2 separate regions of the Mus musculus genome follow, and region 2 is linked to region 1. The links are chromatin loops, found by intact Hi-C in ENCODE. Cell type or tissue: gastrocnemius. All regions are shown on one strand.

The links. A loop is a pair of places that touch in the nucleus more often than their neighbours do. Peaks named below come from ENCODE experiments on the same cell type or tissue, not always from the same donor. Only the 100,000 strongest peaks of a DNase experiment are listed, where the experiment ranks them.
Region 2: a loop joins it to region 1, with 3 times the contacts of the local background. A loop is called at or near these places in 15 of 42 quality-filtered maps.

Annotation. Positions count from the first base shown.
Region 1 is chr10:80,609,101-80,611,600 of GRCm38, reverse strand. Scamp4 (secretory carrier membrane protein 4) reads right to left here. Exons shown (of 7, transcript NM_019575.4): 3 at 2,143-2,271; 4 at 1,804-1,960; 5 at 472-573. It overlaps Mir6912 (microRNA 6912), which reads right to left and starts at 2,341; the gene lies at 2,272-2,341. In gastrocnemius, a CTCF peak has its summit at 344 (motif pointing left); a DNase peak (open chromatin) is centred at 998.
Region 2 is chr10:80,691,432-80,693,931 of GRCm38, reverse strand. It overlaps Mob3a (MOB kinase activator 3A), which reads left to right. Exons shown (of 4, transcript NM_172457.2): 2 at 2,365-2,500. The coding sequence starts at 2,443. Among named protein-coding and RNA genes, the nearest start is that of Mob3a, 9.1 kb to the left of the region's middle. In gastrocnemius, no CTCF peak of the experiment used is centred here; no DNase peak of the experiment used is centred here; H3K27ac peaks cover 1,734 bases.

The sequences.
Region 1 (2,500 bases):
TCTTAAGTCAGGCACTGGTGGCGTGGCCAGGTGATGGGGTGGGTGACAGGCTGTTCAAGGGTTACAGACTCCAGCGTCCAGGGATAGGGTGGGAGAGCATGGTTCATGAGAAAGGTAAGGAGCTGACAGGTAAGGACACCTGGGGACCTTATCTGGAGACAGAAGAAATGAACACCCAGACACAATTGCACATGCCTTCATCCCAGCTCTCAGCAGCTAGGCAGGCAAACCTCTGTTAAGTTCCAGGCCAGTCAAGGCTGCATAGTGAGACCCTCAAAAAAGAGCAGGAGGGGATCTAGACAAGCCTGGGAGCAGCTGGGCAGTGCCCCCTGCTGGTAGCCCATGGCACAAGCTTTTCTCTTTGCACACTCTCCTAACATCTGTCTGGAAGGCAGCCTCCTGGACCCTTGCTGGCAGAGACTCTTACACACAGGCATACAGGAAACACACATCTTTCCGTTTTCTGCTTACCATGCGCCCCAGCCCGAGAAGCCAATGGCCTGAATGACAGTCAGCACAAACTGGGCTCCAAAGATGAAGAAGAATGTCATGAAGTTAAAGGAGCTGTCGGCTCTGCAAGTGACAGAAAATGCAGGGGTCACCCACACTCCCAGGAGGGAGGACTGAGTGTCAAGGTTCCCTTGTCCCTCATGGACTGAAGTGACTAAGGCTTTCCTCCAAGCACTCAGCCTGGGATGCCACTGCCTCAGGGGACACCACAGGCAGAACTGGAGCCCCAGTATCATGGAGAGTGGCAAAAACGCCTTGTCACCGTGAGGGTGAAGGGCCATCGGTAGGCTGCTCCTGCTTGGAAGGAAGGGGGCTTCTGGGAGTGGAAGGTGGGTCTCGCTCTGGGGCTCTCTTGCTCCTGCCATGACTTGGCTGAGCAGATATCTGTTTCTCTGAGGAGCCCTCCGGGCCTTCCCCACTCTCAGTCTGTACCTCAGGTGCCACCTATGAGCAAACAACACTCGGAGAGCCAGCTTGCGGGCATCTGCCCATGGACAGATGGTGGACACAGCAGGGTCCATCTACAGGCTGGAGCACTATGAGGCCCCAAACAGGTGCAAGGCTCTGGTACATGCCACAGTCGAGGGACCTTGTGCTCAGAGAAACAAACACAAAAGGCCACCAAGTATGTGCCTTCATACTAAGTGTCCAGAACAGGCCAATCCAGAGATAGGAAGCGGATCTGTGGAGGCTGGCTTCCTTTGGGGTGATAGAATCTTCTAGAAGCAAACACTGAAGCTAACCTACTGCACTTCAACACTGAGGTACTCTGTAGTCAGGAAACCACAAGGCTCACTGAAGCCATTAGAAAAACTTAAAATAGGGTAGAGGTGCTGCTGCCAGGCCTGGTGGCCTGACTTTGATCCCCACAACTTACATGGTAGAAAAAGAACTATCCTGTGACTGCTACGCTGTGTCATGGCACATACACACTCGTGTCTCCGAGTGTAGGCCTACAATCCAGAGGGTGCTGCAGGAAGGGGAACTGTAACCATACCTTCCTGCAGGAACACTCCACAGCACCAAGGGAGGGCACAGGGGCACATGGCTCACAAGCTGCTTGCCTAGTATCTTATACCCTGGGATCCATCCCAGCAACCCCAAGACAGCAGTTAGCTGCAGCCTATGGTCATTGATTGCTGACCATGACATAAATGGCCACCCACACTGAATAAGTGGAGGACAACTATTGGTAATGTGGCCGAAACCTATCCTGGATACAATTCTAAGCATGTTCACCCCATGGAGTGGGTCTAAGATTCTGTGGCCTGAGGGCCCCTAGACCAGGCTTACCGGAAGGCCTTGTATGCAGGCCGGAACCAGCACACATAACTGCAGGGAGTGAAGAGAACCAGCCAGAGCAAGGCCAGGCCAAAATTGGCACCAGCTCCGCCCGCAATCCACCAGGCCAGGCAGGCCACCAGGTTCACACCCAGAGTGGCACAGTAAACTGGAAGAGGGACATAGATGGGAGAGTAGGAGGTAAGTCACCAGGGACCTCGGATAGGGCCCAGGGACCCACCCTACCAGCACATTAGGGATGAGCCTTGCACATCCCCTGGACCACAATGCTCCTGTGCTCAGTGGGGACCCTGCACTCTGAGTTGGGCCCGCCCACCCGGAGAGGCTCACACATCCACAGCCGGTAGATCCTCTTCACCAGCACCTGGTGCTCCACGGGGATCTCATCAGAGAAGTCCTGGTAGAAGCAGGGCTTCAGTGGCAGGAAGGGAGGCAGTGGGGGGAAGTTGTTCTCCTTTCCTGCAGGAAGGAGACCCTCAGGTAGCCTGCTACAGCCAGATGCCTGCCTGAGCACCCTCCCTGTACTTCAGGCTATAGAGCACACAGCCCTGCAGGATCGGCCATGCCTTCTCTGGGCTGCAGCCAGAGTCACACACCAGCATTGCATGTGTTTTGGGGAGTAGAGAGAAGGAAGCCAGTCAGTATAAAGGCCCAGGGTCGGCACCCAGTGTCCAGTTGTCAGGCTAGC
Region 2 (2,500 bases), 82 kb before region 1:
GTGAGGTGTCTGCCACCTCAGCCTGTACAGTGTGCGTTAATGTCCAGCCTCAGCGCCTCCCACAAGCTGTATGTGTGCCAAACTAGCCAACCGTCAGTCTCACACCCAGAGGGCGCTTGGGGCAGGGGATTGCTGCCGTGCCACCTCTTCAGGGGACCCAAGGTCATAGTAGGGGGTGGTTGGCTATCCAGAACTGGGTAATACCCAGTGTGCACTGGGTGGGAGGCCAAGGACATTTCCTGCATACCCTGCATGAAGCGTGTGGCCCAGTGGCCACTGTGGCCGGAGAGCAGTCTGAGGTCAGGAGAACTGTCTGGAAGGCTGTGAAGTACTGGTCAGGTGTGCGATGGCGGTGGGGTGCAGTGGACATGCTATGAGGAAGTTGGGCCATCTGGTATCCACAGACTCTTTGCCTGTGGGCTCCTGCCTCTGGGTACCCTACCTTGACTGGTGTCTACAGTGACCACCATGGGGGCTCACTGTCAGATAGTTGTCAACCTCTGTTTGTTTTTATTGATTTTGACATGGTCTCACTCTATAGACCAGGCTGGCTTTGAATTCACAGAAATCTACCTGCTTCTGCCCCAGGGTGCTGTGATTACAGGCTTTGCCACATGGGAAGCTCTTGTTTTGTTTTTGTGACAGAGTCTCATGTTTGCCAGGGCTGGTCTGGAAATAGGTATGTAGCGTTCAATGGCCTCGAATCCCAGCTCCCTGCACCTGGACCTGAGCCACACTTGCTTTATAGAAACAGGCTTATTTCCTAGATACTTTTCCATAGTGGTGTTGCCTCTAAAGTCAGACTTGGAATGTTGAAGCTGACCAGCATCAGCCCCAGGGAAGCAACCTCTGCTTCTTGTCCTTGTCTCCAGCGTGTGGGTGAGGGAGCAGACCGAGCATTCTCTTGCAGTTCTCGTGACTTCCTGATCTGTGTGCCTTGCGGCTCACTCGCAGGTCTAAGGCACATAGCACAGTGTGTTAAGTTCTGGCTAAGTTGTACAGTCACCACCTCTAATTCTAGAACATTCCATCACCCTATGAACTACGATGTCCTTCCCCAGCCCTCACATCTCGACATTTCCCATCATGAAGTTCCATAGTGTGTCCCTTTTTGTCTGGTCCCACCACACTTAGCTATCTGTCAGACTCTTCTTCCTCTTGTGCAAGTCTCAGTCGTAGCCAGCATGTAGGTACCCAGGCTGTGTCTCTCTCTTGTCCATCTGAGGACCCCGGGCTAAAGCTGGGCTCTGTAGTCAGGGCCGTCATAGCTCTGAGTGGAGGTGTGACTTCAGTTCTGTCCACTCTCCTTGAAGGGCCCAGCAGGCACAACATGGTTGCCACAACTATATAAGAAAAAAAGCGGAAGTGCTGAGGGTTGATGGGAGTGTTATGAGGGTTAAAAGGGTTAACTATGCAGCGGCAGTGCTTGGTGTCTCAGCTCACAGTTGGAGGCAAGAGGGTCATCCCGCTGCATAGTGACTTGGAGACCAGCCTGGGTTACATGAGACCCTGTCTGTAAAAAAGACACACAAGTTATTATTGTGAGTGAGGTGAGGCTGCCTCTGGTGGGAGGGGCTAGCCCACACCACATGCCACTCCCCATCCCAGCTTCCCCTTCTGCCTGTGCTGTCTCTCCAGTTTCCCTAGCAACTTGTTACGCCCCAAGGTCCAACTCCAGTTGCCTTTCCCCGATGGCCTAGCCCATCTCAGGGAGCATGGTGCAGTGGGTCCTCCCTGGCACACTGACCTGCTGAAGTCTAGGTTCTGTCCCCAGCTCTTGGAAGAAAAGACTTGATCATTGAATGGAGGGCTGCCCGGCTAATCCGGGTGACTGTGTGTCAGGCTCTTCCTCCAGTCTGTACCGAACCTCTACTCACACAGGTCACACCCGAGGTGCTAGGGACCTGAGCATTGCTTGCTGCAGGTACCACCATCTGTTTTTGTCACCTCCATGTGCTCCCTCATGTTTCCTGAAGCAGCAGTCACAGCAGTCCCTGGCCCGTGTCAGGAGAACACAGGCCCATCTGAGACCATCATTTTGTGTGATGTTGGTGAAACTGGTTCCTGCCAGAAGTCTGCCTGCGTGATGTTTGTTTCTAGAACAGCTCAGAAAAGTCCCTACGCTTACACAGGTCCCACTTCCTTACCCTGCAGCCCATGCTCATCTACAACTTGGGGCAATCCTCCTGCCTCAGCTTCCTAGGTACTGGGATTATAAGTGTGTGTTATGAGTAGTAGCCTCCCAGTTGTTTCTGTGTGGCCCAGACTGGTGTAAGTTTGTGATCCTCCTGCCTGAGCATACTGATTGCTGAGATGATAGTCTGTGCACAAGCCCAGCACTAATGCTGTCCTTTCCGGTTTTAGGCCTCTGGGGACCTGTAGCACAGGCCACCATCTTGCCACATTCTTTGCTTCCTGTTCTGAGAATCAGGTGCCACTAAGATGTCAAACCCATTCCTTAAACAAGTGTTCAACAAGGACAAGACATTCAGGCCCAAAC